Linked DNA regions of Mus musculus: region 1 is linked to region 2. The links are chromatin loops, found by intact Hi-C in ENCODE. Cell type or tissue: gastrocnemius. All regions are shown on one strand. Each heading gives the region's core, and the rest is flanking DNA. Links, peaks and the distances in the headings are about the cores only. Region 1 has its middle 67 kb from the start of Vapb. Region 2 holds the start of Stx16 (syntaxin 16).

Region 1 (15,670 bases), core at 4,448-12,447, 270 kb before region 2:
TGTATGCTTTGTGATGGCTGAATGGCCCAAGGTTCAAACAGCTCCTGAGAGAGAGCTGAATTTATTCTTCCCTCTGTCCATTTGTTTGTACTTTGTTGTTCTGTTGGTTTTTTGAGAACTCCCTGCCTCTGCCTTCTAAGTGCTAGGATTGCAGATGTGAGCTACCATGTTTAATCTGATTAAATAAATATGGGGTACGCTGGTCAGAAGTTCCTGACCCAGAGTCCTAATCTGCCTTCATCTCTATTAACAATAAGCAGTATTCTTTCAGTGTCACCAGCTGCCCCTGAGTGTCAGCCTGTCCCTCGTCCGTGTTGCAGACATTGCATTTATCACTACTGCTTGGACTTGACAGTGAAGAAAGAATTCCTGTTCTCAGCTACCCAGTGTCACAGCTTCACATCTGAAGGCTATTTCAGTGTAAGTGACTTTCATTTAAAGACAATGCCTTCTATATTTTAGTTTTGTTTTCTTTCATTCCTTTCCTTCCTTCCTTTTTTCCTTTCCTTTCCTTTCCTTTCCTTTCCTTTCCTTTCCTTTCCTTTCCTTTCCTTTCCTTTCCTTTCCTTTCCTTTCCTTTCCTTTCCTTTCCTCTCCTCTCCTCTCCTCTCCTCTCCTCTCCTCTCCTCTCCTCTCCTCTCCTCTCCTCTCCTCTCCTCTCCTCTCCTCTCCTCTCCTCTCCTCTCCTCTCCTCTCTTTCTCTCCTACCCCCTTGGTTGTTTTGAGATAGGGTTTCTGTATAGCCTTGGCTGTCCTAGAACTCACTCTGTAGACCAGGCTGGCCTCAAACCAAAGATCCTCCTGCCTCTGTATCCTGAGTGCTGCCCGATGCCTTTTAAATTTTCAAAAGATTTTTCTCAATGTTTTTCTGAGGAGGGTGCTCAGGCATTAAGAGCTGCCAGAGAAGGCCTCAGCATCAACAACTCTACCAATCCCATCCTTAGGCTGACAGCCCCATTCTTCTACAGTCTAGGGACAGCATGGTGCTTCCATACAGTTGAAATTGTATGGCCGCTTTAGGGTCGCTTTGGAATCTCATGGAGGGGCTGATCCCTATAGCTAGAGCCCCTCTATTCTGGGGATCAGCCCATAGACCATGTGTTAGAAATGAGAACAACATTTAAAAAAAAGTCAGGCAGTGGTGGTACACACCTTTAATCCCAGCAACTTGAGAGGCAGAGGCAGGCAGATTTTTAAGTCTGTGGACAACCTGGTCTAAAGAGTGTCTTCCAGGACAGTTAGAACTACACAAGAAGGTCTATCTCAAACAACGATGATGACAACAACAACAACAACAGGAAAGAAAGAAAGAAAAAAAGAAACAAAGGAAGACAGAAACAAAGAGGACCACAGGCCTCACATGGACCCACAGAGGCCCAGGTCCCAATCCACAGTCCTAAACACTGCCCACCTCCTTTGTTTCCACTAAGCTTCAGTAGTGAGAGTTTCTGCCCACAGCCCAACTCCACCTCTGTTCATTATACTAACTCCATAACGTGTGTGGAGTTTGATGCTACAACCTATAACATCAGCACGTGTGCACACACACATCAGTGGTTTGTCCCCTGGCCACCCTGGGCTCCTGAAGGATGTCACTAAGAGAGAACCACAGCCCTAGCAGTGTTTCCAATGCATGTGCCAACACTATGGCTGCCTCTATCTAGATGCCAGACCCCACACTGGGTGGTGCCACAGAACTCCCCTAAGGAAGTACTTAGTGTCTGCGAGGAGGTGACAGGCAGGCTCCCTAACAGCAGGGATGCTGGGTGTTAGGAGATGTGCAGAGTGGGTAATAGAGGGACCAGGACCAAACAGGAAGAAACCTGCCTGAGCCACTGTGCCCTGCAGGGACAGCTATGGGGTCTTGCAAGAATCACGAAGACCAAACCCAGGAGATGCATGCCAAGAATGGCTAGGGTAAGGAGGGTGAACTGTGTTATTCTCTACAAAATTCATCTAGCCCTGCAGAAGTGGAGACCAGAAGGCTCACACAGAGGTAACGGGATGTACTAATGTCCTGAGGTTAGCTGACCAGAGGGCAGTGTGAAGAGTGGGGCAGACCCTTATCAGGACCAGACTATAGGACCTGCTGGGCTGGCGCCAGAGCATCCCCACAGGGCTCCATACTCACCAGAGCACTTTGCAGGGGACACTGGTAGCCAGTGGGATGGCAGTGCTGTCTCTCTGCCCATTCTGTGGGGACATCCCCAAGGAACAACTCCTCGACTAGATGGGGTGCCACGCCAGGTTGCTGTTGCATGTGAGATTGCAGGTGCAGCAGACTAAGTTCATGCATGCTGAAGCCCAGGGCCACCATGCAGTCACCTGGGACCTGGGAGCTCAGCAGCTTACACAGCATCCCTGGCATCCAGGCCTGACCTAGGGGCAGCCATCCTGTACATGAGGGGCATCTCCTGCCACCCACAACAATGGGGTCTGGCATCTGGATAGAGGCAGCATAGTGTTGGCACATGCATTGGAAACACTGCTGGGGTGGAGATGTGTATTGAACAGAGAAATGAAAACCTATCTGGGTGTTCCCCTCTTTCTGAGCTAAGCTTTGGCATCCCCAGCCTCTTTCACTCAAGCCTGGGCCCCATAGCCTCAGTTTCCCCAATGGGGGTGGGGTGGGAGGACTTCTCCATCTTGTCATCTTCATAAAAGGTCTCCAGTTCTCCTTCTGGTCAAACCTCATGGTCCTAACTGGGGCTTTGGTCGCTGTCTACCACTCAATGTACTTAGTCTCTTAGTCTTAGTGCCAGGCTCCCAGTGCTGTCTTGGATTACCTCCCGAGGGAAGGACAGAGACGCTGAGCAGAGGGACATCTCTCAAGTGTCTCTCTCTGACCAGTGCCCCCTTTCCCTGGTTCATCCTCCAGTAGCAAGCTGTTTCCAGGGCCCGACAACACATACTCTAGGGGTCGCAGGCTGCTGGAGGATCTGGGCCAGCCACTCTGCATTGCTGTTGGTGAAAATGACTATACCGAAACAAGACCAGAAAGATAGCTCAGTGGGTAAAGTATGCCACAGGAGCATAATGTCCCCCGAGTTTCATTTTCATTGTCCACACAGTGAAAAGCAGTTGTGGTGTGTGCCTATAATCCTAGCTCTAAGGTAGAGACAGGAGGATCTCGCTAAGGATGGATGGAGAGTCCCAGATCCCAGTGAGAGAGTGTATCAAAAAACTAAGGTGGAGAATGGCTGACAACCTACCTCTGCATGCACACACACACACACACACACACACACACTCACACACACACACACACACACACACAGAGAGAGAGAGAAAGATAGAGACAGAGAGATAAGACAGATAGAGAGAGAGAGAGAGACAGAGAGACAGAGAGACAGAGAGAGAGAGAGAGAGAGAGAGAGGTGGTCAGCTGACCTGGACTTCAGGCTCTTGTCTGCTAGCAGAGTTACTAGGCCCTGGGGTGTGCAGAAGTGGAAAGGAACAAACTGACTCCCAGCCCCATAGTCATAGCCAAGGATAGAAAAACCTTCCCAAGGCCTCATTGCTGTGGGTAGCAGGGGACGCCCCTCATTCCCTGGTGCCCACCTGGGTTGCCATCTTAATATGGATTTCATACTTAAGTTGTTATCATCCAAGCAGAAAATGGCTCCCAGTTTTCCTTCAGGCCCTCTGCTAACATGACGGAGAAAGCCTCCGCCGAGGCCCAATGAGTCTTAAGCCCCAGCTCCCTTTCTCGCAGCGAGAGCAGACGCTGAGGCCGAGATTGGCCGTGAATCTAGAGAGAACCCAATTATGTGGTTTTGTTTCACCGAGTCTCTTCACAGTTATTTCTTATTTATGGCGAGTGGCTGTTCTCTGCATCCACAGCGATGTTAGGCATCCTTTAAAAATAATTATATCACACTATAAATGTGTACTGTTTACTGTATGCCAATTATACCCCAATAAGGTTGTAAAGATGCATGAATATGTTTAAGTAAATAAAAGTAAGTTGGTCTGAAGAAAAATAGTCAGTGGCTAATAGACCAGGCGGTTGCTACAGTGAGGGAAGTCACCCTGTACATTTGAGAACCTCAGATGGGGCCTGGAATATGGAATGACCTTCCTCGGACATCCAGACTATCATCTCGAAGTCTGAGCCCTACTGACCCCTTTCTACATGCCTCTCAGAAAGCAACAAGGCCTACTTGGAGAGTACAGTGGGGCTTTCTAGGAAGAAAGTTCTAGAAGTTTCTTAGAACTGCTCCGGAGTGTTGCTGCAGGCCAGAACGGACAACATAACGTTCCCTCTCTGTGCACTCAGTGACTCTGCTAGGAGCTGCCTAGGTCCCAGTTGGGCTGAATAAGGTAGGGCTGCAGCCCAGAGCCTGGGAAAAGTGCTAGGAGCAATTTGGAGAGCCGGCGCCCTACCTCCTCCCGGCACCCAAAGCGCTAGCAGATGTTTGGCAGGCAGATTTCCTCATGAGCTCAGGAGGCATGTGGAGGACAGGGCAAGTTCAGTCCTTGACCTCAGAATGGAATGGGCTGAGGAGACCCAGGGGTGTGGGGAGGGGGAGCGGGAATAAGCGAGGAAGCCACACTCCCTCCCCCTCAGCTCCCAGTCTGGGGGCGGGGGGGGGGTGAAGAGTGACCTGATGCTTATGACAGATGAGGGTGGACGGCTGCAGGGCTAGGAGAACTGGGTGGAAACCCTGGGTTCTCTCTGCCCAGTTATTTCCTGCCTCAGTTCTTTGAACCGGTCGTGCTTTCTGCCTGACCCATCTTCCTGTGGATCTCAGAATGGGGACTTCTCTCAACCAGATGTCACCATCTCCAGGGACCCTCTAGGACATTTGTTACCATACCCTGCGTTTCTGCTTTGCAGCACAGTTAGTGTCATGCTAAATGTACATTATACACATCCCCGTTTGCCTCTTTAGCACACGTCCTACTGTGTGCCCAGTGCACCAGCTCAACAGAGGCAAGCCTGTGTGTGTATGTGTGTGTGTGTGTGTGTGTGTGTGTGTGTAACAGGCTGCATGTATCATTCAGTTTTACCCTTGTTGGCTGGACGTGATGCCTGACAGTTTCCTCCTCCAGATGCCAGGTCCAGAGGAGAGAAAGCAAGCACTCAGGTTGGAAGGCAGCCTCTGGGGACCCAGGAGAATCGACTCAACTTCACAGAAGTCAGTGCCAAGGCTCAGAGGGAGACATCTCCCACTCAGCCCAGCAGCACATGGTTGGCAGCTTAAGGGAGTCTTACCCAGTTGAGATCCAGGGCCCAGTGGGTGTGGGAGCAGGACCACAGTGATGGGCATACCATTAGGCACTGGCTGCTAACACTGGGTCTCCCAGTGTAGATGGCCATCCCCTGAAGTCCCGGCTGTTTCTTTGGCGCTAGCTGTGAAGGAGAAAGAACCTGGTCAGAGACCTGATCCACAGGCACCATGTGTGCTGCCTGGCCTGTCTGCTCGCCCTGTGTCAGGGGCCAAGCAGGCTGCACTGCCCGCCTCAGGTTCCAGAAACCCAGATGCTTGCTGACTGCATGCAGCAGGCTTGTCATTGTCCCTTTCTCTGTAGTGGGCCACAGACCAGGGTCTATTCAGTGCTCACTGAGTGTGTGGCGGGAGATGAGAACCTGAGCCGGAGAGCAGCCACATAGACCGTATCCCACCAGGCCCTCTTACCTAAGCCTGGCCAGGAGCCAGCACCACCTCGAGGGAGCTGTCTGAGGATGAACAAAGCAGCAGGGGTCCTTCTGGTGACCCCAGGATGGGCTGGCAAGGGCATGGGGTCAGCTCCCCACAGCTCCTAGCGGCTGCTCAGAATTGAACTCAAGACTTCAGCTAAGGAGCTGTAATCCCTTCAGAGTTGTCAACTCCAACTCAGAAGGACAACTGATACAGCCTGGATGGCAGGATGCTAGTGTGAGCAGTGTCCAAATCTTACAGTAGTGACGGTTCTCATGGTGGCCTCTGACCCCAGACGCTAGCTACTGGATCAGGCTTGCCAACCCAGCCCTTCCCACTGAGCCTGGGGCCCAAGTGGATTGGGAGGGGCTCAGAGAACCTTGGCCAGCCAGGGCCTCCAGGGAAGGCTGCAGATGGGGTAGAGAACTCTCTCACAGTGTATTCCCATCCCTTTCCCACTGCAGGTTTCCAGCTGTGTTTGAGGGGAGGCCAGGGGAACCCCATTTTACCCCTCTATCTGCTCTACACTTGGACCCCAAAGTCTCTGTGCCCAGCAATCTCTCAGGGAAGTTTATGTTCCTGGGATCTGGGGTCACGTGCAGAATCTCTGGGGACCCTGTCACTAGCTGAGAAAGCTGAGTGCTGTAGCTAGTAATGAGGGTAATGGTGCCACGGATCGAGTAAGGATCCACGTGGTTTTGTGGTGTGTCCTGTGATCTTTGCAGCCATCTTCTGTGGCTTGATGGTTCAGTTCCATGGGTTTGTGACACTCACCAAGAAAAGCCAGAACTGGAGCCCGGGTTGTCAGATTCAAACCTGACAGGGTGACTGCTCCTCATTTGGGTCACCGGTGAGAACACCGGGAGTTGAGTTGGAGATCCAGAGTGCGGGACACATGTGTGGAGAGTAAAAATCTGAGTGTGGCCCTTGGCCCTAGAGATCAATGGATTTGTTGATCATGGTCAGACAAGTAGGAGAAACAAAACCAAACAGTAACCGAGGCAAGGTGTCTTCTTAATGTGCGCACATCGTCACTTGGGGAAGCAAGGCTGACCGAAGTCTTGCATGATAGAAGATGGGGTGTTCAGCATTAACTTGGCACAGTATCAATATGACCTGAACCAGATCACTATGGTCGGTGCATGGGCATCCCCACTGAGCCCATGAGTCCCGGACTGAGACAGACTTGTCTAAGCTGTCAGCCAGAGCACATTGTGGCGCTTCTGAGCCACAGTCATGGTCGGAAGCTGCTGGATTCTCTGGATTCAATTCTGCAGGTTAATTTGAACATCACCGGTGTCAATGAAACCTGTCGCAAAGTGTTGATTTGGTGAACAGATGGGAGCAGAGAAGAATCCGGAGGGGTCAGACTTATTTACCTGGTTGGGAAATGAAGCTTACATTTCACAGTGAAATAGCACACAGGTTCTGAAAATGAGAGAGTCGTGTCTCCATGAATCTCTGGTCCTCGAAGAGATGCTGTCTCTGTTGGGAAGGAAGCCGTCACACCCTCCCCGAAGGCACCGAGAAGAGATGTCACGCTCTGTCACAAAGCTTCAGATGCTATTTCCCCCAAGTGGGCTTTCGTGCATGTTATTCTTCTGCGAGAAGTTAGGATTTAATTACGTTGGGAGACTATAATATATAGTCAGACCTTTTTGTCTTCAGAACACGAATACACACACAAAGCTCCGTACAATGGGGACTTTTGTGAAGAAAGCCCCAGAGGCCAGCCATGCTGGCTTCCCATAACCTCAATGTAAAGGTTGTTAAAAAAAAATCAACTACCAACCCAACTAATAGTTAGAAATAGTCTCACGACGTTGCCCCTTTACAGCTTTGGGACAGACCTCGATTTTCTTTCCTTTCTTCCCCCCACACCCCCTTCTTCTCCTCTTTTCCCACAGGAAAGTCTTAACTAGCTGAACCACTACCGGCAGATGGGGCCATGGCTGGGTCATACAACTCTTTGCAGGGACCTGAAAGCAAGGGCCAAATTGATTTTTATCAACCATGGATTTTTAATTAACAGTGGTGTCCACTTTACTGCCGTTCAGTATTTACTGTTTACCCACTAATTAAAAATTATGTTGCTTTTGCACTCATAAGAGCGGGGACATTTGAAATTAGATAGCATCGTTCAAATTACCTGCAGAATTAAATTTACAGTACCCAACTGCTTGGACCAGGCTCCCAGAGCTGAAAATATGATCTGCCATGGCCCGATGTGTTAGCGGGAGCTAGAACACTAGGGACAGGCCACTTGCACAAACACCATATGGGGTATGTTTGTGGCTGTGGGGAGTGTGGATGCTGCCTGAGTCCTTGATTGTGGGGCTCTAGAGATGCCCTGAGGTCCTCACATCTAAAGAGCCCATTTCTAGGGAGTCACCTAGGTTGGAGGCTAGATCTATGCCATGCTGTGGCACTCCACAGCCTTGGGGGAAACATCTTCTGTCTGGCCATTGCCGGGGAATGCCATCTGCATGGCCATTTGGAGTTCAGGACCATTCACAGCCACATCCAAGAGTTGAGGATGCAGAATCTCAGAGTGGTAGAGAGATTTAGCTGCTGTCACTATGAGGATGTTGTCTCTCAAAGATGCTTGCTTCTTTCTTCTTCTTCTTCTTCTTCTTCTTCTTCTTCTTCTTCTTCTTCTTCTTCTTCTTCTTCTTCTTCTTCTTCTTCTTCTTCTTCTTCTTCTTCTTCTTCTTCTCCTGCTTCTTCTTCTTCTTCTTCTTCTTCTTCTTCTTCTTCTTCTTCTTCTTCTTCTTCTTCTTCTTCTTCTTCTTCTTCTTCTTCTTCTTCTTCTCTCTCTCTCTCTCTCTCTCTCTCTCTCTCTCTCTCTCTCTCTCTCTCTCTCCTTCTTCTTTTGTAGTACCAACTCACACCTGCTAGGAGCCGAGACTGACGTGGAACTCACGATCCTCCTTATTAAGCCTCCTAAGTGTTGGGTAGAGAGATGAGTATTAACAAGCCAGCTCTTAGATGTGTGTATGCACATCCATGTACAGGACAGAGGACATCTTGGCTGTAATTCTTTGGACATTGTTCACCTTTTTCTGTTTTAATTTAATTTTCGAGGCAGGTCTCTTTGTAGATTGGAATTCACCAAGTAGATAGGCACTCTTTTCTTTTCTTCCTTTCTTTCTTCCTTCCTTCCTTCCTTCCTTTCTTTTTTTGTTTGTTTTTTAAAAAAACAACAACATGGGTGCTAAGGAATTAAACCCATTTAGACAACTTTAAAAATGCAGTAAAACATATCTAATACAATAATCACGGCTGGATACAGTGGCATATATATGTTTAATCACGGGTTCAAGGTCAGCCTGGAGTATAGAGACTCTGCCTCAACAAACAAACAAAACCTGATCATCCCATTCCAAATGCACCCTTTAGGCATTTTAAAGCACTCAGTCTGGTGGCATTTAGAATGATCGCAATGCCAGGCAGCTATCATCTCTGTCTAGTTCCAGCTATCCAGGCACCATGTAAGGAAGCTTGCTCTCTACATCCACCACTCCCCTCTCCTCGGAGCCTGCAACTAGCAACCTCACTGTTACTATGAATGGACATCATCTATATATTTCCCATGGATGGAATCCACTATGCTTGCCTGCTTCTCACCAAAGTCACCCCTAAGACGTGAGGGTATTAACATTCTTCAGATAAGCAGTGGAGGCCGGGAAAGCCTGCATGCCCAGCCCTGAGAAGGCTAGGATGAGAGATGATGATGATGATGATGATGATGATGATGATGTGTGTGTGTGTGTGTGTGTGTGTGTGTGTGTCTGTGTGTCTGTGTGTGTCTGTGTGTAGGACAGTGGAGACCTTCTCTGCTCTGGCTGCCTAATCCTCAGAAAAGCAAGAGTAGAAGACTGAAGAGAGGGCTGAGCGAGCTAAGAGCACTTAAGAATCCGAGTTTGGATCCCTAGCACCTATGTGGAAGACGAGATGTGACCGGGTGTTTCTGTAAACCCAGAGCTGGTGGGAAGAATGGTGGAGACAGGAAGTTGGCTCGAGTTCACTGGCCAGCCAGTCTAGTAAAGATTTAGTGAGCTACGAATTCCGTGAGAGACAGTTTTTCAAAAGAATAAGGTTGAGAGTCACTGAGGAAGAGAGTTGTCTCTACATGAGTATTCATGTACACACCTGTACACAGATGTTTGCAAACATGCATGCTGAGCATGCACGCATGTGTGCACACTCACAAACATATACACATACACACAGCACACACAAACACACACACACACATACACACACACACACACACACACACACACACACACACACACACCCCTATTGGAGGGTTCTAGATTTACAGGATTGCCCATGAGGGTTAGAATTCTTTCTTGAAGAGACTGATACCTATAACACAGAGCCACCATGACTCTGAGTGTCTTTAAGGAAGAGTACATGATAGTCCCTACCATCCCAGGCTTCCCCAGTGTCCTTAGCTGTCCAGCCTAGCTTTCTCCTAGTCCAAGAGATTTGCGGATTCTCTCTTTTCCCTTACCCAGCAGATCCCACAAGGCCACTCTGCCATGTGGCCTTGTCTTTCACTGGTTCTTGTGCTGACTCTTAGGCTGGCACTGTCACCCCACATCTATTGGAAGAGCCATGCCTGGCACAGCCCCTCTGCTCTCTGACCCATTCCCCACGCCCTTCCACACCAGCCATTAGGTATCTCCTTCCTATTTGCTTTTGTATTTTGACTTTTCATTTTTGGGAACAATTTTAGGCTATGTTGCAGAAGCAGTAGAGTTCTGGTATACCCTCTGCCTAGCTACTCTGAAGGTTCTCATCTAATCTACTCAGACATCCAATGATGATCAAAACCAGGAAGTAGAGTGTAGTCAACAGCCTGTTCCAGGTTCATTCTCTGCCATGTTTATGACAGTTTTAGGGTCAGGCATTTAATTGTCATGTCTTTTCTACATGTCTTTGGTTTTATCTTTCCCAACCTTGACACTTTTGGAGAACACTGGACAGTCACTTCACAGAGTCCCTTTGTCTGGAACTAGTGTTTTCTCTTGATTGAGATTGACCCATTCCTTGTGGCAAGAGTAATGAGTGACTTCACTTCACTGTGTCAAAAGGCGCCGGGTTGGCCAGTCAACAGTTTGGACTTCATTTCTATGCCCACTGTTGAGGACGGGTGTCTTGGTGGTTACTAATAGACTCAAGGCCTCCTTGAGACCTGGTAACATCCTTGCCTACCATTGTAAGCCCTGACCTATGTGTTTCCTGACCTGGAGGCCATCACTTGTCCTGAGTTTATAGCTGGCTTGTGCTGTAAGGAAGAGAGCTGCCCATCTCTTCCGAGGGTCAGTGCAGCTCTTGTGTCCACTCATAACCGCTCCTGGGTGCAGTCTTTAGTTTGCAAAGTGTAGACCATTATTATCAGTGCCTTGTTCCCCAAAGCCCCACTAATCTGGACACTGGGTGTGCCTGTAGTTCATCTCCAGTGTTTTCTCCAAATAACCTGGTCAGGTTTTGTTTGTTTGTTTGTTTGTTTGTTTGTTTAACCTTTCCCAGATAGCAAAAGATCTTCTGAATTCACTTAGACTCAGGCTAGATTCACTCCCAATGTTCTTTTAACAGAAAATGGTGTGCGGATATCAGGGGCTGGGCTTTCCCTGTTGGTGGGCCTCAGTGTTTCTTCCCCACTTGTCCTCCCTGATTCTTTCCCCTTCCTCTCTATTTCTTTTCTCTCTCCCTCCTTCTTCTCTCCCTGCTCCTTCTTCGTTCCCTTCCCTTTTCCCTTTTCCCTCTTCCCTCCCCTCTTCTCTTCTTGTCTCTCCTCCCTTTCTTCCCTTCTCCCTCCTTCCCCTCCTCTCTCCCTCCCTCCTCTTTTCCTCCCTGTTCCTCCTCCTGTCCCCTCTCCATCCTTCCTTTCTTCTTTCTCTCATTTCTTCTATTGATTCCTGCTCTTTCCTTTCTTTTTTTCCTCATTGCTTCTCTTCTTTCTGTATTTTCCCCTCTCTCCCTTCCTTTCCTCTACAGTATTGCCAAGTGAGTCCACCTGTCTCATTAGGACCAGGTTCTCCTTTCTTTCTCTTAATGCCACTCTCAGCACAGTGCCTGGTTGATGCCCTAGAAATAGTCCTGGAAAGTTCTCAGTCTAACACTCCCCAGTTCTCCTTCCCTCAGTTAAACGCAGGAGCACTTCCTCTCACTGTGAGCAGCATCCCCGGTTGCCTTGTACACACCTCTTCCTTCTCTCAGGAAGTGGCTGTCAGGGTCAGACTAGTGGTAGATTTGTAGCTGTTGGGACTTTTGAGAAAGGGCATTAAGTAACAGCATTCCCAGGATTCACAGCCCAGGCAAGTGGAGGGCGGTGCCATGTGAACACTGGATCCGGTCAAGGGCTGGTTCCAGACTCCCAGCCCTCTGCTCTATGCCTGTACACCATATAAAGTCACAGATACAGCGTCACCGGTTACTCATGGCTTCAAAGATCCATGGTCGAAAAGGTAAAAAAGAAATAGGTGAAATTAATCATAGCATCTTTTTAGCTAGCCGAGACATTACATTACAAGTGATGATGGAGACATTGGATATTCAGACCTTGCATAGACTTCACAGCATGGCATCAAAGTTGGGTGCTGTGTGGTTTACAACCACAGATCCATTTAGGTTAGGTCGGTCACCTCCTAGCAATGGGTGGGTCACTGTATGGAACAGAACCCCAGCTAAGGAATGGAGTGTGGGTCTTCTTTAGACAATAGGGTGGGGTTGGGGGTCCAGTAGGTTTAGTTTTCTACTCAGACTCTGGTCCTGCAGCCCTACTCTGTGCTCTGTGTATAAATCAAATTTCCCCTCCCTTCTTTTCTTCCCTTCTTTTAGTTCTGCAAAGCGAATCCAGAAGATCTTTTGCTACCTGGGAAAGGTTAAACAAACAAACAAAACCTGACCAGGTCATTTGGAGAAAACACTGGAGATGAACTACAGGCACACCCAGTGTCCAGGTTAGTGGGGCTTTGGGGAACAAGGCACTGGTAATAATGGTCTACACTTTGCAAACTAAAATCTGCACCCAGGAGCAGTAATGAGTGGACATAAGAGCTGCACTGACCCTCGGAAGAGATGGGCAGCTCTCTTCCTTACAGCACAAGCCAGCTATAAACTCAGGACAAGGTTGTCTTGGACCTTAAACACACTTTGTAGCCAAGTTTGCCCTTGCTCTGTTAATCCTCCTGCCTTCACCTCCGGAGTGCTGATTTGCTTTAAAAAAAAAAAAAAAAAAAAAAGTACTTGATTTACAAGGAAACAAACAAAAAAGTCAGAACATCTCTGGTTTCTTTCAAACCCTCAGCCGGAAGTGATTCACCTGGAGTGCTTGGGCTTGGAGTAAGTGTCAACAACAGGTCCCACCCAAACAATAAGCTCTTGATTAGCAGAGGCCTCCTTATGCACACTGGGACTCGCTGGCTGATGAGGCTCAGAAAGCCCCAGAAACTGGCTGTCAGAGGAGCGGCCCTCGCCCAAGAACACGTGCTTTGGGATGAGATCGCCATCCACAAGGCATGAGGTCATCCAGTTGATCTCCCCAGAGAAGTGCTCAGATTGGCACGTCATGAAAACACCAACAAATCACAGAAGAATGAAGACAAAATTGGACGCCCCAGAGCCTGTGGGCCCCTCTGCGGTGTTTGGCTCAGCTTCAGCCCCCTTCACGTGTCTTGCATTTGGCCATAATCTTAAAGCCTTGTAATCCATTGAATTCAAGGCCTCTGTGCTTAGGGAGTGTGTGTGTGTACATTTCAACCCTGGGAAACTCAGAAATAGCAAGTTCTAGAATGAGCACGTCCCAGTTTCCACTCCTGGCAGTTTCTCAGGCCTTTTGGAATGTGTTCTCTGCTGGGTGACCTCAGTGTATGACTGCCCCGAGGACCCCGGGAAGCATGGGACACCTGCAACAGTCGATTCCCAGATGGAAGATGCATAGGGGTCTTGAAGGCCCACATGAGAAGGCTAGCAAGGAACAGCAGGACTCCCCAGTGTCCTCCCAGCTTTCCATACACCCCCAGAATCCAGGCATCAGTGATGTAGTTTGGCTTTGCCATTGGTGTGGCTCTGCAGTCATGAGCTCCTGTGCGTGGGAAGCCTTTTGTCAAGGGGAGAGGTTTGCCGCTGGGACATCTTTCCCGAGGTCGGAGTTTAGCATTTCCTGCTAAGGGAAGAGGAAGCCCACTACTTCTGGGATGGGAAAGGAATGAGGGGGCTTGGGGAGACAAGATTTGGCCCACTCCGCTGGCCCATCCACCAGGTTTTTCTGTTTGTTTGTTTAAGAATGTTCCAGCATTAAAAATTCCCATCAAAATTCTCTCTGGGCCTCATGGTAATGTTAATTACTCTGCACTGAGCTGGGGCTCCCCCAACACCCCTGCCCGCCCCAGACGAAAACTGGAAACTTCTAGCCAGAGCCCAGCTGTTTCAAAATAGCTCAGGCATCTTGGTGATTAATAGGAGCTCTTCCCTCTTTACCCAGATGTGGAGTCTAACAGACAAGGTTTCCTCTGCTTTGACAGCACCACGTTCCCAGCTCTGTCTCTCTTTAGCTATCCACAGTCTGTGCTGCTCCAATCCATCCTCCATCGTGGACATAGAGTGGTTGGGCGGAGACGGTTGAATGCTTGCTGGTTCTGGATGGCCGTATTGGTGGACACTGTGTCTGTCCTAAGGGGTGTAGCTCTGAAACACTGCATGCTGAACAGATCTATGTCTGGAAGTCCCCATCACACCAACAAATCCTTGTGGATTTCTTGGCAGAAGAGCCAAGTTGCGTTGTTCGGTAGAAAAGGAATTTGGCATGAGTGTCCCAAGGTTGTGGTGTGTTCTGTAGGCAACAGGACATCGATCTGAGTAAATGGTAGTGAAGGCCTCCCGATGAACCATGAAATGGGTGCTTGAGAAGAAACCTAGAGCAAGCACCTCTAAGAACTGGAATCCATTGAGACTTGAGAACTTGGTGGCCATCAGGTCTTCTCCTAAAGGACCAACAACCTTCTCATCTATCAGAAATAGTTAGAAGGTTGACGGTCTTCATGAGAACATGGGGACTGGAGATCTTCATGAGGTGTCTTGTGTCCCTAGACTTCTCAAAGATCTAGGGGGCGACTGGAAACCACCCCAGCATTGGGGTAGGCTGGGCTGTTCTTGGGAGTCCCCACAAGGGGGACCTCTTGAGCTTCAGTTGGGGTGGTTGGGAGTCCGGGTGGAAACCCTGCACAGGCCTCTTCCAGAGTTGGCCGCCAGCCGAGGGCCAAAGGACTCCCTTTCTTCCTCCTTCCAGGTCTTTGGGCAAGCAAAGTCCACCGAAGGCCAACTTTGGGGGTCTATGCTTTTTCCCATGCTAAGGGTCATCATGTTGGGTCATACCGAGGACATAGTTTGAGATTGACGTGGAAGGGTAATGAGAGTATCGTCCTTGTCTCTTTTTAGACACATGGGCAACTTAGAACAAGAGCCACAAAAGGAACAAGAAAGGTGTAGGACAGAGAAACAAACCGCCTCTTCCCTGGGTCTCTCCCCAAAGACGTGTAGCGAGGGAGAGCTTTGGGTGAGAAAGCACAGAGATTTTAAATGCAAGAAAATTATGGTGATTCTAACAAATCAATTTTTCTTGCATTGTGTTGAGATTAAGTTCATGGTCTCTTTCATGTATTCAAAATAAAGAATATCCCCAGAGTCTGAACTTGTAGGAAAGCCTACGTCATGCTCAAAACCCCATTTTGCTAGGAGCCACCAGATATTTAAGAGAAATAGTAATATTTAATTATGGTATTATTTTACCATCTAGAAAATTAATATAGTTTTCAATTTCAGGAGAGTGTCTGAATCTTGTTTTTGAAATTACCATACAAATAGAATCCTAGAGACACAAATATTGGTTTAAGTGTTGCAGACAAGGAACTGGGAAATATGTTGGTTTCCTAATCAATAAGTGGCCTTTCACTCTGCCTTCCCTTGTGACCTCCCGATGTTTGTCATCCCGGAGAATAGAACTCACGGTTGCT
Region 2 (15,670 bases), core at 3,376-11,375:
TGCGCCACCACTCCTGGCTTAATGTTGTTCTTGTAAGAGTTGCCTTGGTCATGGTATCTGTTCACAGCAATAAACCCCTAATGAAGACAACATCTCAGCTTGTCTGAGAGTGTCTCCCTGCAGCTCTTGATATTATATAAGACTGGGGAAGGAGGAGGCTGGTATCTGGTTGGTTCCAGGAACTTCCTGAAATGATTCAGTTGTTTATTTCCTGTGTCCTAAAGAACTTCCCTACAGATTGGAATGATTCTCCTTTCCTCCAAACATCTTGAACATTAAAGAGTTACCACCTCAAAAGATTGGCGTGTCTGTTCTTCCTGAGTCTTAGCAATGTTTACATTAGTCAACATAGAGTAGGAACTCAAGGGCTTTGTGAGTTCAGTAGACAGCAGACTTGACAGAGTGGCTGAGTCACATCACACACCCACTCTCAGTCCCAGTCATACTAGAACACTATTGTTAGTTCTGTTAGCTTCACCAGTATCCCTGCTGGTAGCGTTCTTTGCTCTGGAAGCCCTTTCCCATCATTCACACTTGGGTCTTCCCTCACCTGCTCTGTCAAGAAAGCTTTCGCTGAATTGCATCTCATCTTTTCCACCCTGCTGCTGCCTGAGCAGTCACTTCAGCATAGTTTTCCAAGCTCCATTGCCTGCTAATTGTTTCCCGTCTGTTGGTTTTGTGTCCCCGGGCTAGACTGTGTGTTCTTTGAGAGTGTAACTGACTCTGTGATACTAGAGCATTTCCCACGATGCAGGACTTACAGAAGCTGTTCAGTGGTTCAATAGAGCAATTGGTTCCTCCATTGATTGGGTCAGATTCCAATACTGATTGCTGGATGTTCTCCCTGGAGAATCAGGGAAGTGGAGAAAGGGACAGTGCAAATACAAGTCACATAGAGAACTCCCATGTTATCCTGTTGGGGATTGGTTCCAATGATTTGAATTAATCTGGCCCCCAATATTGGGAACCTGTGGGTCCAAATGCTGAAGATCCTTGTCTCCAGTTGTTTTTTGATCAATCAATAAAGAGCCAACGGTCAATGGCTGGACAGGCAAACTGAGATAGGACCTTTGGATTTGCATGGGCTACAAACTGGGATAAAAGAAGACAGAGGATCACCGTGATTCGAAGGGAGACATATTGGATTTAGAGCTGCAGAAGGAAAATCATCTGAAATGTAGGTGAAAAGGAATGTGGCCCCCAAAAAGCTGCCTAGAAGCATCTTAGGCAGCCAAGACTAGGGGGCTTCCCGGAAGGAATTAGGGCACCAAAGATAAAACAGATTTAGGAGGTGTTGAGGCAGGAGTACTAGAGAGAAATGTGTGCTAGCTGAGCAGAGGATTAGAACTGCCCAGCCTTTGAGCAAGTCAAGGCATATTAAAATTAACTGACGTGTGTGCGTGTGTGTGCGTGTGTGTGCGTGTGTGTGTGTGTGTGTGTGTGTGTTTCATTCTCGAATACAGACAGCTTCTGGGTGGGTGTATGCATGTGACCTGCTGGGAGCCAAAGTGGTGTAGCCAACTACCACTACCTACGCTAGCTCTTTCAAAACACTTCAAAGTGTGAGCTTGGGATTCACCAAGGTCCTGGCTGAAGTTCCTCCATCCTTCAGAAGACAGCACAGTCTGCACCTTCCACTCCAGCTCCCATAATCACCCACACCTCAGGAGGAAGAGAAGTGAAGGAGAAGGAGAAGGAGAAGGAGATAGAGAATGAGAAGGAGATGGAGGAGAAGGAAGAGGGGGGAGGAGGAGGAGGATGAAGAGGAGGGAGGAGGAGGAGGAAGAGAAACAGAGAACCCAGAGTGAATTTGCTCAGAACCTGTCTGGAGTCTAGATGTGTTTTCAGACATAATTTGGTAAGAGTACTTCTCCACTGACCTTTATTTCAATCAGAAGTCTTGACATGAATTTGCCATCCCGTCCTGATATGGCAGTGATGCCACAGCTGATATGGCCAAAGGAAACACTAAACTTGTTTTAGAACTGAACTTGAGAAGGGAAAAGAAAAAGATGGAGACAGTGGTATGTGTTTATTTCAGACAGTCCAACCTAGAGGTGAACATTGATTTAGACTGCGAGCTAAGGATGAGTCAGCCATTCAGAAGGAGGAGATGTTCTGGTTGAAGACACAAAATCACTACTCAGGTTCATACAACCTTCTCATTAACACACAGTTCCCTTGTGGCTTAGAGATGTTGCTTGCTGACAAGTAGGAGGCTCTTAGCACATTCACTGCTCAATCCCCAGAGGAAGTAGAGCTTGGGGGCAAGCCAGACAGAGCTCTACCCCTTTCACATCCGGTGGAGTAGACAACACAAAAGCACACCAATACAAGAGGGGCAGTGTGTTTTGCAAGCCATGAATGACAGCTGTATTTGCCCTCAGAAAAGAGGCTGAAGTCGTAGCTGGGGTAGGGCTGGGGGCTGGGGGTTCTTGGTGACACCAGAGTTCTACCTTGAAAATAAACAGAAAATTTGTAGAAGGGGATGGTGTGGAGACAGGCATTCATGGGAGAGGATATCAAAGATAAAATGGACAGAAACAGCAGTGGGGCGAGATTAGAAGTGGGTGTGGTAGGGAGGACAGAGACACTTCCGGCTCATTAAGGCAGTCTAAATCCATGTCTTCTACAGGCAGGAGGAAGACAAAACAAAAACATCATCAGTAGTGACATGTGGACAGACTGATCTTTCTAGAAAGGAGATGGTTTAGGAAATGCCCCACAATAGGGGTCATGGAGTCTGCTAGATTCGTTATTGATGTGATTTTCCAGACTAAAGAGGACAGCATCAGTCTGGGGGTTGTGGAGAAGGACTAGAAGGCAGAAGGTGATTGGCCATTTAGATGTAGTATCTTTGAACTCTGGTCACGGATGGTATGCCAGCTGTTGTCAGAACCAGAGAATGAGGCTAGTAAGAGCATTATGGTGCCACCACTTCATATCAGGAATTCAGGAGGCAGGATGCATTCCAGAGAGAAACCCAGTAGCTCATGAGGTGCCTGCAGGATGTTCCAGGAACTCTGGCAGCTGGCCACGGAGGGAAAGTGAAGGCTGTTTCTAGAGTTTATGGAGACAGCCTATGGGCAGGTGACCCCAGAAATGAAAGTAATGGGTTAAAACATAGGGCTGGACCAGAGAAAGATCCCAACAAGGAAGGAGAATCAGCAATGAGTTCTAGGGAAAGACAGATGGCAATGTGTAGACCACACAGTGGATAGAAAACTGGCTAGAGCTACAAGTCTGTTGCACTTAAACACCGGACACCCATACTCTTGGTTCTAACACGCTAGTTGATGGGGTCTAACTCCGGACCCTTTACCTTCCTAAGTTATTTTAAGAGGTCGTAAGGCTGAAACAGTGGGTGATCACTATTTCTTACCAGTTAAGGGTGTAGGGCTAAGGATGTGACCTAAGACTTGTCAATGAGAATCAACTATAAGACTTTTGTTAAAACCATTGAGAAGACAAGTGTTCTGCTTCCTGCTGGGGTTGTGATATTATAGGCCACCAGTACAGAGCTTTCAAGATACCAATTTGTCACCTCTCGGGAGGCCTGGCCTGAGAATGAAAACCAGGACTGAGGGGGAGAATGGACACGCTGTTCGCCCTCTAGATCCTGCCACACCTAGGGTTTCTGTTTACTTGAACCAACAGGATGTGCTTTTAAACTTAAGCCAGTCTGATTTAAAGAGTGCTGACCCCATAGCTAATGAGAAGCTCCTGGTAACGAAGTGGCATCACGGAGAAGGCCAACATCCAGCTCTGCACTTGCACATTAAACAAATTGCCAGAGCAGGTCCGTGGTTATAACAAACAAACAAACAAACAACAAAACAAACCCAAACACTAGAACTTGACAAGCTGTCTGCCTCTCAGTACTCATCAGTACAAAAGGACAGCAGTTTCCTCTCTATCACAAGGAGTGAGTCACACATATGAGGCACGGCAGCTTCATGCTCCTGCCAAGGGCGATGGTTATGATGGAAACTGATTTATTTGAGGCCACATGTGTTAACATCATCCCAGCCAAAGAAATGCGGATATGCTTTGCTGCTACGTGCTGTTCCAAAGAGGCCCCTGGCTTGGTTGGCCACGGAGACCAAAAGCCAGGATGTTAGATATTATGTGAGTCCTGAGGTTGACCAAATGTGGGTTCTGAAAAAGGCAAGTCCACTCCCCCATGAGGATACAATAAAAAGGTGGCTTTAGATCGAGTGGATCCAGGTTGTGTAAAGAAGCCATTTCTAGAAAGGCCCAGCCTGGGCAAGGAAGATGCTGGCGAGGCTGAAGAACCTCACTGGATGTAGACTCAACTTCCATTCTCTCTGTTCACATCACCCACTTGGTATCTTGTCTTTATGGAGATTTCTGTTACTTAATGCATTCAGTCTCATCTTTCCATGTAAGAATCCATCCATCTTCCTATCTACCTACCTTCCATCCATTCCCCCAGACCTTTTCTGCACCAGACTGTAGGGGGTGCTCAATCTGGAAGGACATGTTTTCCAAGCCGACTAGGAAGAGGCCACTCTTGCCAAGAAAGACTCTTAAATGAAGCTGTGGGGTAGACTTCCACTCTGGGGCAGGTTAGAAAGGGCTTTGGATGCTGGCCCTCCATCCCAGGGGCTCTCTGCTGAGGGAGACTCTGCAAGCCCAATATCAGGAACGATGGGGCCGTGGCAGGTGGGGGATGGGCTGGTGATTAAATGAATGCTCCTGGAATAAATCAGATCAGCTCCCACACTATATTCTAATACAGCCGTGTGATAGCAGGGACCGACACTTTGAAGAGAAAATGAGGAGAGAAAATACTCAAGAAGGAGACTAGTCCATCCATTAGCTTAATTTTTCTGCCAGCCGAGACTGTCTGTACTTAATATTAGCAATAGCTCAGCTGAGAAAGCACCTGCTTTGTGCAGTCTGTTTGAAGAGGCTGCTGTGGCCAGAGGGAGCTGTCTCAGGGCCTCGATCAGGCAGTGACATGATCAGATTTGTGCTCTGGAAGGGAAAGGTCACAGTGGCTGCACTGTGGAGGATGGATGAAGGGGAAGAAGAGACGTGTGGTTGTCATGGGGCTGCTGGAAATGTCCACATGATGGAAGTTAGAATTTGGGCACTTGAAGTGGAAAGGCAAAAAATCCCTTGAGGGCAAGAGTTTGGGTCAGTTTGTCCCCTTTGACCAACAGCTAGCCCCTGCCACCAGCAGGATTTGAGAAACGCTTATAGAATTGAATTGTCTAGGACAGAAGGCTAATGGAGTCTGCATGAAACCAAACCTATGCCTCTTACCATTCTCCGCAGTGGGATGAGCATCAGAGCTGAAGGCAGAGCTGCGGTGCTTTCTGGGGGTCAGAAACCCTTGAGGTTGTAAGCAACAATTTAGGTGGACAGAATACAAAGCTACTGTTTCCTGAGTCTGCCTGGCCTGCCTGTCAGATCTGTGCAAGGAAGCCATTTCATAGGCATAGGGAGCTTAGGAATGTTTGCTGCTCATCTGGGTGAGAGAATGGCCACCTGCCTTTTTAAAAGGTCAAAAGTCAGTGGTGTCCATTGGGACTAGCTAAACTCCCTTCTTATGAAGGAGCATTACAGACACATCTGGATTCCCAAACCATTAAACAAGAATCCCCAACATGTGCTTGGATAGCGTTCAGTTCCCATAACTATGCCTTCCTTTTTGGGAGTGTGGAACCAAACCAGTGCTTTCAGATGGCTGGACTGCTGCAGGAACAGATTCCCATCATGCTCGCTGGGTTGAGCTGGGATTAAGGGCTTTCCCAGCCACAGCATCTCCTTTACATTTCTTTCCAAAAAAACTGTGTGAATCTCACAGTGCTAGGAACCCATCTTGTCAAGCCACTAACCTGTTCTTAAGAGCCTGCTCCTGCTGGCAGCCTGGCTTCACAGTCTATGTTTATGGCCCCCTTCGGGCACTGATTAGAAGGATAAGTAGACACTGGAACACTTGTTCTCAAAAGGGACTTCTTGGACCCACTGGCAAAACATTAGAGAGTGGGTCTGAAGCCCAAGAAACAAGATACCAAGGCTCTGTAAGCTTAGGGAGTATTGCAGAATCCTACCCCGGGCCAAGAGTGAGTCACAGTGAAAGCTTTTAAAATATAAAACCATCAACCTAGATTTCAGTTTCAGGGTAACACATACACGGCTATGCTTAAAAAAAAATCTGAAGCTACTTGACAGAAAAATAAAACAGCTAAGAACATTGGAATATAATGATTTACCCTCTCTCCCATTCTCCTGTAATGTGGGTCAGAGTCTACATGGGCATGACCACAAATGAACAGACAGACATGCCTTCTCCCCAGCTCTTAACACTAGTTCATGCCCAGAACCCTGTGCTTCCACGGGGCTAGGGCTCAGCTGCTCCCGGCTGCCTTCCTTCCGGCTGGCTCCTGTGCTCAGCTCCTGGTTTCTTCATCTCCCTGTTGCTGAGCTCTGGAGTTGCTTGAGGTGCCTGTTTTGAGAATAAGAGGATTCTTGTTCTATTCTTCATATGTGCGAAAGCTGTTCATTTCTCTCAAAGAGATGCAAGCTTGGTTGGTTTCTTAAATGTCCAACAAGATTTAAGATTATTTATTTAAGATTCACCAGGAAGGGTCGTCATCATGGACTGGAACACACCACCAGGAATAACTCTGCTAAGCTTGCTGAATGCAGAAAATGAATAAATTACCATTCTATATAATATTTGTCCAGAATCTGACATCAAATACAAAGTGTTTGTATTTGATCTGCACAATAACCTTAGAGAGGTGGACAGGCCAACTGACTGCAAAGACTATGTAAACTGGACATATAGATGTGTTTAAAATATATACGTTAGAAGGCTCTAAAGGCTTTAGAGACACTGGATGGAGGACAGACATTTGGGAACGTAAATCTCAGCTCTCCAATATTCGTGCATATATTTATAAACCATTTATTCGGAGCTTGTTACAAGCCAGATGAGATGGCAGTGGGTACAAAGATGACTAAAACACAGCCGTCCAGTCCAGCGTAGGAGGGAGATCAGGTTCTAGCCAGAAGTAAACAAGCCCCTGCTTTGCAGGGGGGTTGGGGGGAGGCCGATGTGTGCTCTCGAGAATGGAGGAGAACAGGCCCACAGCTCTAATCCAATGTTCCTGCGGGAGACCGGCTCGGCGGTTGTTTACTAACGCCGTAAGCACAAAAAGGAGAAGGAGGAGGAGGAGGAGGAGGAGGAGGAGGAGGAGGAGGAGGAGTGGGCTTTGCCACGTGACTGGGGTCAGCTCTCACCAGCAGGGTGGGCTGCCGGAACTCTTCCCTCACTGCACAAATATCCCCTGGGGTCTGCACACAGGGTTCCTCTTATTTCCCTCCACGAAATTAACCCGGGGCCTGTGGTTTTGGAGCAGCAGAGTGCTTGGTTCTATGGCCCCAGCGGGGTCTGGGCTGTTTGTCACCTTCCGAGCAGCCCCCGCTGATCGTCAACCGCTGCGGGGGGAGTGGGCGCCCCTGTCTTTAAGGAGCTCGGCATCGGAATCATCTCTTCTCTATCAGCTCGCACCGCTGCTCTCCGGGCCTCGATTCCTCCATGCATTCATTGTGTTATGTGTCTCAAAGATACTTTTCATACGGATACTGTTGCACACAAGCACAGGAGCACCCGCTCTTAAAAGCAAAAGCACCCGGGGCTCAAGAGCCTGACCCTACGCGCGGCTCCCACGCCTGCCTCCTGGCACCCGGGAGAGGCAGGGGACCCTCAAGTCAGGCCAAACTGTTCCCAATCTGATCCCAAAGCTGAGAGCAAGATTGAGGGCAAGACACCCCATAAAGTCGCTCTGCAGATATTGGTCTGTCATCCAGGCTTGCCGGTGACCCCAGCCTCCGGAGCTGCTGTTCACTGAGTGCGGCAGCTGCAGCCCTGGGGGGCCCTGGGAGACGCCCCCACCCCCCAAGCCAGGGTAGCAACGAGTGGGATGCATGGTTCCAGAGACTGGGAGGCGACCAGAAACCCCAGCTCGAGGAAACGTGGGCATAACCTCAACACAAAGTACTTTTTGGGGGAGTGGGGCTGAGGGGTTGTCTCTAAGTTTAGGAACCTTTCCCACTTGGGCACAACATTGTAGTGCCCAAGTGTAGATGCCTGACCACTCTTTATTGCCCACAGTAAGGCCAGCAAGGCCTAGCGCCCAAGCTTTTTTTATTATTATTTTTTTCTTTTTTCCCTGGCCTGGTTGTTTTTCGGATACTTTTTTTTTTCTCACAGTTTAAAGAAAAAAAATAAAAAAATAAAAAGGTAAGGCCATCTCAGCAGCGCCAGGCGCCTGCAGTGGAGCGTGCCTGGCCTGCAGAGGCAGACTTCTTCCACTTTTCCTCCGCCCCCGCGCAGGACTAGGCTCTGCAAGAGCCACGTTTCCACATTTCTGCCTGCCTGACAATCCTACTAGAAGTTTACAATTGCCTGGACCCCAGTGGTGGTCTTCGGCTCCAGGGCCAAGGTTTTGAAGCCGTTTTTTGGGGCCAGGACGCCTGCCCCAGAGTCTGTACACTCTTAGGAAAAGGGGAAGAAGGCGCCCCGGGAACTGTCCCAGAGAGGGCGGAGCACTCCCATCCCGGGGCAGGGCAATAAGGGAGCTCCCGCTCCCGGAACGTTGCAAGCAATCTCATGAATGTCGCAGGGGGGCACCCGCGAGGAACGGACAGGAAGAGGGCCGGGGGAATGCTAGAGCCCGGGACCACTGCACGGAAGCGGCCTTGGGCAGGGTTGCAGCCTGATCCCGGGATGGAGGGTGCCGGTGAAGAGGAGTGAGGAGGCTGGGGGAGGCAGGCCGTGAGGTCCTCGTGGAGGCCCGCAGCCTCCTGGCAGTGGAGAAGCAGGCCGCACAGGAAAGAGAGGGGTCAGGTCGGGCTGAGCCTCAGTAGGCTCAGGCGACTATATGGGAGCTGTAGACGCTCCTTTGTCGTTGTGGGCTCGGCCTGTTTGGAGCAGGCCTTTTGTGAGGAGAGTTAACCCAAACTCGGAGTTAGAGCCACATGCCGGGCACGCAGGCGCTCTGAGTTAGGGTTAGGGCGCCAGCACCTTTGGGGAGGTCTTAGGAAGTGAGTGGGTAGGGGTCTCTCCCATCCCCGAGCCGGATTGGCGCGTCAGGCGCTTGTGGATCCGAGCTGGGATTGGGGAGGGGTCTCCAGGACGTTTGATTTCGACGCTAGGATTGGGGGGATTCGAGTGCTTTGAGATCCGAGCCAGCCTTGGGGTAGGGGGAGTCAGGCAGTTGGAAAAGGCGAGGTGGTTATTTGGGGAGGGGTCTCCGCGCTTAGGCGGATTGCAAAATCGCGCCGTGAAAAGCCTAAGGCTTTGTCAAGAGAGATTTCTGTGCAAGAGTGGAATCAGCTAGGCCAGACCAAGAGAGAAAGTGAACAAATCAGGACTACAAGGGGGGGTGGGAGACCCTGAGAGGGGGGGTCACAAAGGGGGAGACAATGGCCACCAGGCGTTTAACCGACGCTTTCTTGTTGTTGCGGAATAATTCCATCCAAACCCGGCAGCTGTTAGCCGAGCAAGTGAGTAGTCACACCACCTCCAGCCCTCTGCATTCACGTAGCATTGCTGCGGTGAGTCTTCCTGGCGGCCTCTCCAGACACACACACCGTGTGCACTGCGGCTCTGCCTGTCTGTCTGTCTCTTGTCTGTCTCTCTGTCTAAAAAGAAAAAAAAAAAAGAAAAAAAGAACAACAACAATAACAAGGCGACGACGACTAGGAGTGTGATACAGAAGGAAGTGGAGCACGGCCATGGCTTATGGGGCACTTGCAACCCCCAATGGGGACCACAGTATCAACCCCTGCCCTGCCTTCTCACTTCCTGGGCCTCCTGGTCCTCCTCCCCCACCATCCGTCGGGCAGCCTCGATTTACATATGTTTTAACACGAGGACTTGGAACCTAGGCCTTTCTCCAACCTTCTTTTTGTTTTGTTCTGTTCTGTTTGGCACTCCCCCCCCCCCCCCCTGCAATGGCCTCACTTTGGTTCTGTGGGCCAGGTGGGTGGTTAGCTGACTCAAATCCTTGCAGACCCCCCCCCCCCAGGAAGGAGTGTGTGTGTGTGTGTGTGTGTGTGTGTGTGTGTGTGTGGTCTGCTCAGCTCAGCTCATTTTCTTTCCCACTATTTTTCTTCCAATGGCCCTAGTTCTCGGTGTGGCCATGTACACTAGGAGTAATTGCTTTGCTGCCCCCCCCCCCCGCCCTCCCCCCTCCGAGGACTCATGTTGGTGAGATTGCAAGGTGCTAGGCGCTTCATTTTCCATTTCCCACACAGGAAATTAAGCTTCTCCATTCGAACTTTTTTTTAAAAAAACAAAACAAAACAAAAAAAGGAACCAACATGATGCGGATGTGAAAATTAATCCCCCAAAATAGCACATGGCTTTTGATTTTATTGACCAGAACTTCACTTCGCCTAGCAGTGTAGGGTTTTGTTATTGTTGTTGTTCTTTTTCAAAGCAATGTTCCAGTATGATTGCTGTATTTGGTTTGTTTTTGATGGAGGCTTTGGCTTCCAGAGCCTCAGTTTCCTGCTCTCTCAGATAGGGGGCGGGTCTGAATGGTGCAGCCAGATGAATATTGTTAGCTTTGTAATAATACCTTTAATTGAAAAGGGAAGGTTTGAATGGAAGCAGCCTTGAAACATGGGGGAATGCACGGTCACCCCACGACCTTAGGGGCTGCATTTGAAACATAGTTCGTGAAACGCTGCAGCTTTCCCGCCTTTTAAACAGTTGCCTTTTAATTTTTTCCTTTTATCATTTATGGAAGTGCTAATGAAAAACTAAGCTGTGTATCGTGATTGTCACTGTCTTGCCAGGACAGTTGTCCCTGTTTAGGTCACGGTGGAAAATATGTTTGACCATATTATTCACAGAAAAGGGATTTTTTATTCTGTGCAAGCAGTTTTAAGGATAAAAGGATGCAGGATGTTAACTTCGGTCCCAAGGCATAGAAAACTAGCTCGGAGTGTGTTGGGGCTTTTGTTTACATTTACATTTGAAGGATGTTTTACATTTTTAGACTGAAAGAAATAATATTACATAGAAATAAGTAGGAAACAAATCTTAGCATGGAAATGTGTTCATTCTAATGTGGTTTTTGAAAAGAGTCTCCAGAAATAAACCGGAGAAATAGTGAATGAATATAATCTGTGGGCCTTCAGTTATGTTAAATAAAGGTCTCCTGTTCTTTATGACTTAATTTTATGCTACCTCATGGGGGAAAACAAACAAAACAAAACAGAGCCAAACCCACGCTAAAGCTTCCAGGGTCTCTGTTTAAATTGATGAAAAAGATACTGTTTGGTTTTTAAATTTTAATTCTGTAAAGTTCTAAGTAGCTTTAATCTTTAGATTACCTGAGAGAAAAAATTTGACCCTTAATTCAGAGAGTTTAAAACACAGTATCTTGGACCGGCACCTTTTCAAAAACACGTTGCTGTGTCCAATTACTTTTTAAATATTTTTCTAAATTAGACAATTTGAACATATCTGTTTGTGTATCTATCTATCTATATATGGAATAAAATAATTTAAAATGTTTAAAATAATATGTGGTTTGGAAAAGCAGGCAATGTTAAGAAATATACAGCTATATTTAACAAATTCAGACAGTTTTTTTGAAAGTGATTTATAAGTACAGCTAAAATTCATGTTGAAGTCAAGAACATTAAAAATATTTTCATATGTCACACTACTGAAAATACTGGATGCTTTTATTAGCCGGTGCTTCTGGAATTTTTCTTAGATAACTAAAAAGGACTCAAGTCCGTGGAAATACCTGTGTGTTCAGTTTAGATTGCCTCCCCCCACCAAAAAAAAAAAACAAAAAAACAAAAAACAAAACAAAAAAACCCCAGCTTTTTTTCAGTCCAACAAAAATAGTCTACCTAAATTACAATTTAAAAAACAAAAGTGCATTTTCATATTTCTGCATTTTTCTCTGTGTTTCCGACTGTTAATTTTCAATTTCTTCATAAGGTTTTTCCACAAACTATTTCTGCACACAAAATAATCAAGAATATCAAGATATTAACAGGATAGAGATTACAGTTTTTAATAATTCTTTTGGAAGTCAAAAAAGCATTATAAATATTTTGTAAAAAGAAAAGATATGCTTAAGACAATTTTTGAAAACTACAACATCATGCATACAGTGCTTCTAGCTCAGAACAAATTTGAGAACCACATTTTTGTCTTGCAGATTTCAAAATCATGTAGTAAATCAAAAGTTTATTGATCAGCTTTGAATATGGACAAGATATTAGAAATTGTAATTAGATTTGTTAATTGTACTAGATATCTTGAAATGCTTAATACTAAAGGAGCGCTCACTTTATATATTCTGCTTTCAAAGGTAAAGGGAGCGGGAAAGCTGAGCTCCTGACTGAGCTCCAGAGGTGCAGCTTACCCCAGGGACTTTAGCCACATTACTTTCCTATTTTCTTTTTTCCAGCAGATTTTTCAGCTTGGAAAAATTGCAAATAAAAACTTAAAAGTATAAACTTGTCTTAGTCACCTAAGACAAAAGAGACAATTTGTAGATGCATATTTAAACTTAGATAATTAAAAAGGAAGTAACCAAGCCAGAGAATTTGATTTTTAAAATACATTACCTGGAAATTTAAATTTCTAATTAGAAGACCAAACTGTAGACATTGATTTTGGTGTGTGTGCTGTCTCATGTGTAACCAAATGTAAGTATCTAAAATAATAGATTATTTAAATTTTAATATCAAGCTTTTATGTCCTTATATGAAAACAGTACTACAGAAATGGCTTGCTGGGAGGTTTGTGTATGTGCCTGTCTCACACAACTCAAAACAAACCACAGTGGAAGCCTGAACTTGTAAAAGCATTAAGCCCATATTTTTTAAATAGTAGTTTGAAGAAAAAGCTGTAAGTTTGTTGGTGATGGTTGCTGTAGGAGACCGTGCATGCAATGTAGACTTACAGCTAGGTGCAGGTAGACGTGCTGCAAACAAGAATGGATTTCAGGAGGATTTGCAGCAGCAAAACAAGCAACAGAAAGTCCCAAGGGCCAGACTGGACCTAAAGGCCTTGGCCCAATGTCCCTTTTTCTGGAGCCTTCATGTTTCTCTGCTGGACACTTCTGTGATGGGCAAGACAGTCGGCAGCTGTCACTTTTTACTTCTGAAATGTGTTTTTCTTTATCAATGCCAGCAGTTATCCTGTCTCCCACTCACTCGGTAGTCTGTCCCTGATGTCTGCGGGAGAGGACACTAATTCTTCCTGCTTGTGGACCCCACAGCTGCCTTGTTCCCTGGAGGGTTTTTCTAGGTTCAGCCATCCCGGGTCAGACGCATAGTTTGTTTCTTCTCTGGGAATGAGGGCTGATTTTTCTCTATTCTTTTTAAAATTCAGCACAACATCTGTCCAGGTTTCTACTCATTTATGTTTTGTGTTCATATTAATAAAGTTAACATTAGAAACAGACTGGGGGTTGGTTTTTGTGTCCAAGCCACAGGCACTTGTTGGTAATTTTCAGGAGCTGTGTTCTGTCTTGGGTTTGGGGCATCCATCACGTTATCCCTCGGGCAGCATATGATAAAGGGAGAGTGATGGATGTGAGTCTGGGAATTTAGTCTAAGCCCTGCTCTGCTGTGGATGTAATCTTTTTGGACATCTTTTGTCTCGTTGCTAAATTGAGGATTTTGAGTGAGGTGATCTCTGGTGGCCCCATCAATTCAGCAGTGTTTTCTGCAGTTCTGTTTTAATACTTGTTTCTCCTGACCAAAGCACACAACCTTACCTTTAAATTGAAAAGGAGAAATCCATAGTCAACAACAGTGTGTGGCTGTCAGCTCAAGGTTACTAATGAAAAATACCTAGAAGTAGCTCCAGCACATTGCAGAAGTAACTTTCTGATATCATGTCTGCCAAGAACAGGTAGTGCCTCATGCAGGCGGTTGCAAGCAGTTAGCTTCAGGAACCTGAATGTATTTATGAAGTTAAATTAATATACGTGTGCATGTGTGTATATATATTTTTATTAATTTTTTTTTAAATCTTGGGATGCCTGAAAGGGCAAGGCTGTGCCAGCTGGTTGAGATGCCGTGTTGCTCTTGTTTTCTTGGTTCTTGGGAGTCTGAGCCAGGAGTGGGAGTTCTTGGTTAGTGTTGACTGCTGATCTATACTCTGCTGTAAAAGCATGCACAATCTATAAATGGAAGCTAGAGTTAATTGCTCCTAGATTAGTTTGAAACTAGCACATTATTTTTAATAAAATCTGTGTTTGGTGGTAGGGAAAACCTAAGGATTGACTACGGTTATAGGGAACCCGAGGTCCTTAGTCTTGACTGTGATATTAGTGAAGATTTATTGAGTGCTTACTGTGTGCCTGGCAAGGCGCAGCCTGTTCCATGAGTAACCTTGTGTCATACTGGGTGAAGTTGGTGCTTAGGTGGTTCACCTGAGCAGAATGATGGGGTAGTGGAGTTAGGATATGACCCAAGTCACCCACCTCATGAATTTGGCAATGTGGGTAAAGCCCTGGCCACACTGGCCCTGGCTGATGCCCAATGGGTATGGAAGGACGTAGTTGATTAATGACATTTTTTTTCCTCTTGCAGTCGGCTAGCCTGGGTTGGTTTTTTGTTTTGTTTTGTTTTGTTTTTGTTTTTGTTTTTTTGTTTTTTGTTTCTCTCTCCTTTTTACAGCCATCCACAGTCAATTTAACTTGCTCATTGAAGGGTCTCAGTCTGCTGGAAAATCATGTTTCTGTCTGTAGGCTCCAAGTATGAAATCACTGTATATTTCTCTTTAGATATGTTTGCTTTTCTGTGTGTAAAGATTCTGTGTGAGCAGGAGACTGACTTGTAAATGAGCGTGCTTTGCTGGATGAGAGTGAAGCAAACTTTTATTTTGGCAGCAATGGGAATAAAATAAACACCAGTATAGCACAGACCTGTGCTTCCAGCTCGCTTTGCTCAACTCCTCCAGACCCCTGAGCAAACACAGATGGGTTTCCACTTCTCAGTTTTATGTAGAAAGTCCTTTAGACTATAAATTCCAAATGCTATTTGGAATGTTTCAGTGTTAGCTTGATTGCATGCCATGGGCAGGTCCCAAGCCTTGGTTTAGACAATGTAAAGGTTTAGAAGGTGGTGATGGGTAGTAAGCTGTTTTCATTGGACTAGACTATGCTCTTTCCTGATGGTAATTCTTAGGTTTTTAACTCCGGTCTTGACTACATTTCCTGGTAATTTTGTGGTGGGGGTTTTGAAAACCTCCTGTGTTTTAAGAAATAAAATGAAGGTGGTCTTTGAAAAGGTGGTGTGCTGAATTTATTCCTGATATGCAAGTAATTCCAGGAATTATTAATAAAAATAGAGGCTGGAGGGTGGGATGCAGAAAGGCTTGGTGCACCTGGGCTGCCCCCATCCTCCCCGGCAGCAGATACTGTGACTGTGACATTTTGAAGTGTAGCTTTGAGCATTTGTAAGTGTTGCTTTTATTCCTAGTCTCGTGATTGTAATTTCACCTCTTAGTGCCTAGTAATTGTAGGGATGAGAAGAAGAGAATGTGTGTGGCCAGCTAATAACCCACGGCACTGCAGGGGCTCAGGTGCAAGGCTGCTCAGACAGCGGCTTGCTGTGCCGCTTCCCAAGATGAAGCCCTGGG

The links. Hi-C counts contacts between places; a loop is a spot of excess contacts. Peaks named below come from ENCODE experiments on the same cell type or tissue, not always from the same donor. Only the 100,000 strongest peaks of a DNase experiment are listed, where the experiment ranks them.
Region 1: it touches region 2 in a loop (2.6-fold over the local background); 2 of 42 quality-filtered maps call a loop at or near these places.

What each region holds. Positions count from the first base shown.
Region 1 is chr2:173,797,192-173,812,861 of GRCm38, forward strand. It overlaps the pseudogene Gm14371. Among named protein-coding and RNA genes, the nearest start is that of Vapb, 67 kb to the left of the region's middle. In gastrocnemius, for the core only: no CTCF peak of the experiment used is centred there; no DNase peak of the experiment used is centred there; H3K27ac peaks cover 1,734 bases.
Region 2 is chr2:174,067,593-174,083,262 of GRCm38, forward strand. Stx16 (syntaxin 16) reads left to right here and starts at 9,459. Exons shown (of 9, transcript NM_172675.4): 1 at 9,459-9,597. The coding sequence starts at 9,466. In gastrocnemius, for the core only: CTCF peaks have their summits at 8,358 and 8,567; DNase peaks (open chromatin) are centred at 7,180, 7,417, 7,816, 8,404 and 4 more places; H3K4me3 peaks cover 4,125 bases; H3K27ac peaks cover 6,276 bases.